Linked DNA regions of Homo sapiens: region 2 is linked to region 1. The links are chromatin loops, found by intact Hi-C in ENCODE. Cell type or tissue: HepG2. All regions are shown on one strand.

Region 1 (2,500 bases):
GCTGAGGGGAGGGGAGGATGGTGGTACACTTGGGTAGGTGATTTAACCTCTCCCAGCCTCAGGCTTCTCATCTACAAAGTGGGTATGGTGATGCCTCCCTTGTGGTGTTGCATCAGAGATAATGATGGTGCTTGGTACAGGGTATGTGCATAGTCAGCAGTGACTGATATTTGCCATCCTGTTACCTCTTATAGTAAGCAGCATAGCCTTGGGAAAATTTTTAAATCTAGAATAGCCCTCATTTCTTCCTCTATAGGACAGAAATAAGGGTTCTACTTCATCAGATTGTTGAGATTATGGGGCCAGGCATGTAGTGGCTTTTCAATATGTGATGCTGAATTGTTTTCCTCCAGCCAGCCCCACCTCACACGGGGAGTGCCCCTCCGACTCACTTGCCTCAGTTCTGGAGAAGACGCACAGATTCCAAGAGCAATTGGAATTTATACTTCTTCATCCTCCTTTGACGTTCTATTTGGGCCGATTCCTTTCGTCTAGGGTCAGGAAGCTCATCCATCAGGACTCACACAGTTTGTAAGGAGACGTTGGGTTCATTTCCATTTTTAGGGTGTACATTGCAAAGCCCACTATGACTGAAGATCTTACTGGACACCACATAGCAACTGCTGCCGCACAGTCAGGAATGTGCCTTTTTCCCAAGGCCAAAACGTTGTGACCTCTCATCATGCACAAATTATAGCTGACCTGATATTGGGTATGTCTGAGGTGTACAGAGTCTCTAATTCTATTCAGAACATAGCACCTGTCAGCAATCAACAGAATCAAATGGTCCTGGGGTGAATGTTCACTTCCTCCTTTTTTTTTCCTTTGCCAAAACATAACTATGGGTTGAGGGGACGCATCACAGATGAGAAACAATGAGCCTGGTCTTCCCAGTGTAAACCCAAGCAAGGGCTGGCACAGTGGGTCAGTCCCCCGAGGCAAAGCCAGTAGAAACCAGACTGTTGACAACTGCCTTACAACACTTTGTGCAATCCCATGAAGAGAAGAGTAACATAAACTAAATGCCTGGACAGTTTTTCTTTGTAAAATTTCAACAGGAAAACTCAACTTGTAGGTTTTCTAGAGACATACCTATACTCTATATTGAATGGTATATTTTAGCTTACAGGGGAGGCTTCCGGTTGATAACAACCATTTTCATTTGTTGCAGGATCTGAAATACAACCATGTGAAAAAATTCCTATAAGGTTTTACATATTACCCAGCACAGAGCAAGAGCCAGATAAATGGTAGCAAAATTGCCATCATGTAATCTTGTGAAAAACATTGATTCTTCATATCTGCAACTTTAATTAGAGTTTTGAATTAAGTGAAAATTCTGAAAGCACTAGAAAGTCAAATTTAGAATGCTCCTTTCAGCAGCAGAAATGGGGTAAATAAGAACAGGGACACTAGGGGAACCACCTTATTACAAGCCATTTCAATTTGACATTTTGCTGTATTTGAAGAATGTTTGTGGGCATTGACACCTACACATTAGATATTTGATGTGCAACTGGTGCCCTCTAGTGACAGGGTGAACAGTCTTCAGTCACTAAAGCTAAAGAAATCCAATCTTCCTAACTTAACCAACCCCAGATTTACGAGAAGGGAAGAGAAAGGGGAGAAGGTAGGAGGCCAGAAGGTGTCTGTCTCACTGTAATTCAGAAGGCAAATCTAAGCAGGCATCCTTTGGTCTCTAAGATAAGGGTTCTCAAATGCTTTTGAAGTTTCACTTTTCTTTTGGAGAAAGGACACTTTCTACCTTGTATCTCTCAGAACTTCCCTAGAATGGGAGCTGAGTTTTTAAAGGCCACCTCAGGTAATACAGCTATACTCCAAAATTCACACAATTCCTCTGCCCTCTGGAAAACCATGGAATAATGAGGCAGTGGATTTTGGTTCCATGGGGAATCCTGGAACCCATCTCCCACAAATACTAAGGGATGACTGTAAACATATGTATACAGTGTGGCAGATACAATATGATAGATTCCTGCAGGAACCATGGAAACACAATCCAGTTCATTTCTCTGATCTCACATTGAATGTATCTCTCCTTTCCACCATGATTTCATGCACATTTTCACTGGCATATGGCATAAACTGATTTTTTTTAACTAATGGAAGCCTATTCAGGGATCAATTATTACCTCATGGAAATATTTGTCAACCATTCCTTACTTTCCTACTTAGAAGCAGGGGGAAAGTGTGTTTTTAACTACTAGGTAATTTAATCATTTTTTCCCCTCTCACCTCCTATATATCTACTGGGGCCAAGTCAGCTGAAAAAATAAAATCATATAAGCAAACTGCCACTTCATCATCTTGTCTCAGAAACTCCTGCTGGCAGCATACATTTTATATACCCCAAATGGGGTGTTCTGAAACAGACAGGCGAATTCCAGCTTCCCCTAATTTACTGCCCTCCTTTCCATAGCATCAGATTCATAAAACATTGCCTGGGTGGCTGGCTGGCTGTCTCACTGTCTTGAGGCTG
Region 2 (2,500 bases), 310 kb before region 1:
TGTCTTCTTTTGAGAAGTGTCTGTTCATGTCCTTCGCCCACTTTTTGATGGGGTTGTTTGTTTTTTTCTTGTAAATTTGTTTGAGTTCATTGTAGATTCTGGATATTAGCCCTTTGTCAGATGAGTAGGTTGCGAAAATTTTCTCCCATTTTGTAGGTTGCCTGTTCACTCTGATGGTAGTTTCTTTTGCTGTGCAGAAGCTCTTTAGTTTAATTAGATCCCATTTGTCAATTTTGTCTTTTGTTGCCATTGCTTTTGGTGTTTTAGACATGAAGTCCTTGCCCGTGCCTATGTCCTGAATGGTAATGCCTAGGTTTTCTTCTAGGGTTTTTATGGTTTTAGGTCTAATGTTTAAGTCTTTAATCCATCTTGAATTGATTTTTGTATAAGGTGTAAGGAAGGGATCCAGTTTCAGCTTTCTACATATGGCTAGCCAGTTTTCCCAGCACCATTTATTAAATAGGGAATCCTTTCCCCATTGCTTGTTTTTCTCAGGTTTGTCAAAGATCAGATAGTTGTAGATATGCGGTGTTACTTCTGAGGGCTCTGTTCTGTTCCATTGATCTATATCTCTGTTTTGGTACCAGTACCATGCTGTTTTGGTTACTGTAGCCTTGTAGTATAGTTTGAAGTCAGGTAGTGTGATGCCTCCAGCTTTGTTCTTTTGGCTTAGGATTGCTCTAGAAAACCCCATTGTCTCAGCCCAAAATCTCCTTAAGCTGATAAGCAACTTCAGCAAAGTCTCAGGATACAAAATCAATGTACAAAAATCACAAGCATTCTTATACACCAACAACAGACAAACAGAGAGCCAAATCATGAGTGAACTCCCATTCACAATTGCTTCAAAGAGAATAAAATACCTAGGAATCCTACTTACAAGGGATGTGAAGGACCTCTTCAAGGAGAACTACAAACCACTGCTCAAGGAAATAAAAGAGGATACAAACAAATGGAAGAACATTCCATGCTCATGGGTAGGAAGAATCAATATCATGAAAATGGCCATACTGCCCAAGGTAATTTACAGATTCAATGCCATCCCCATCAAGCTACCAATGACTTTCTTCACAGAATTGGAAAAAACTACTTTAAAGTTCATATGGAACCAAAAAAGAGCCCGCATCGCCAAGGCAATTTCATTTTATTTTTTGAGACAGAGTCTTGCTCTTTCACCAAGACTGGAGTGCAGTGGCACGATCTCAGCTCACTGCAACCTCTGCCTCCCAGGTTCAAGCAATTCTCATGCCTCAGCCTCCCAAGTAGCTGGGATTACAGGGATGCATCACCATGCCTGGCTAGGAGATATTGGTTTTGCCTATCACTCCTTTCCAGTAATGAGATATTCCTTTAAGAAAGTGGATTTCTCCTAATCCAGCTCTGTGCTTTTCGTAGGAGCTGCCAGCTGGAGCATTCTCCTTCCCCACATTTACTCCCTCTACCCTGCCACCCAGTGGTGGGGACATGACCACAGTTTGTTCAACCTTATTTCCTCAGCCCTGGCCACAAAGATTGGTTCATATCCACAGATGGGTACCCAACCTAAGCTAGGACTGAGTTCTTTCTTGCACTTTCCAACTAGAGTTAGTGGAAAAATGCTTTCTTTCTTCCCTGGAGATTATATGATAAGGAGGGCAGCCCATAGCTGCTTGTGGCCATATTTCCATTCTCTTCTGAAGTCTAGCCTGAGAGAATCAAGTCTCAATGCAGAGAGAAGCAGAGGTGAGTGACACCGTTTCCTGATGGTACTTTAGACTGGAATCCATCTTTAGAGAGAAGCAGAGATGAGTGACACAGTGTTTCCTGATGGTACTTTAGACTGGAATCCATCTTACTCCAAGGCTAGTGCAATGCTCTCTCTTGGTTTGTTTACATGTGCCGGTAAATCACCCTTTCTCCTTAAGCTGTTATGACTGGAGCATCTTTCATTTGCAAACAGAGGTCTGAGAACCCAAAACAAACATTTTACAAGATAATCAGGGGAGTGGTGGTGTTCTAGGTCCAGAAATATGTGTGTGGGGGGGTGGGCCAGCCCTCATTGTCCTGTGATTAAATAGGGGTCATTGTGTATTAAAGTTACTGGACATCTTTTCACACTTTATTCTGAAGTGAATTCAGAGGCCAAGGTGACCAGATTTCTGAGAATGCCAGTTAATATTATTCTGGGACAACAATGGCCTTGACAACCTCCCGGACTATTGAATGTGGGTGAGGCTGCAAGGGGCCTGTGGAAGAGCAAGAATGTGCAAATATTTGATTTAGGATCTTAGTGCTAGATGTCAGTCGACTGACTTAGTTTCCCCACCAAATAAGAGAAGCAACATGTAGCTCCAAAAGAAAATCACTGTTTTGATCCATAATGGATCTTACAATGACTGGCTTTATTTAAATTTTAAATTTGCATCTGTTCATAAATACCCATGTTTTTCTATACAGGTAGTTTAAAAAAAAAATCCACAAAAATAAAGAGAATAATGGGCAAAAAAAGGGTAAGATTTAA

What was found. A loop is a pair of places that touch in the nucleus more often than their neighbours do. Peaks named below come from ENCODE experiments on the same cell type or tissue, not always from the same donor. Only the 100,000 strongest peaks of a DNase experiment are listed, where the experiment ranks them.
Region 2: a loop joins it to region 1, with 29 times the contacts of the local background. A loop is called at or near these places in 27 of 110 quality-filtered maps.

What each region holds. Positions count from the first base shown.
Region 1 is chr5:127,563,393-127,565,892 of GRCh38, reverse strand. LOC124901058 (a long non-coding RNA gene) reads left to right here. Exons shown (of 2, transcript XR_007058924.1): 2 at 354-2,500. Among named protein-coding and RNA genes, the nearest start is that of PRRC1, 47 kb to the right of the region's middle. In HepG2, a CTCF peak has its summit at 1,509 (motif pointing left); a DNase peak (open chromatin) is centred at 1,522; H3K27me3 peaks cover 60 bases.
Region 2 is chr5:127,877,309-127,879,808 of GRCh38, reverse strand. The region is part of intron 6 of CCDC192 (coiled-coil domain containing 192); the gene reads right to left. Among named protein-coding and RNA genes, the nearest start is that of CCDC192, 180 kb to the right of the region's middle. In HepG2, a CTCF peak has its summit at 1,451 (motif pointing left); a DNase peak (open chromatin) is centred at 1,458.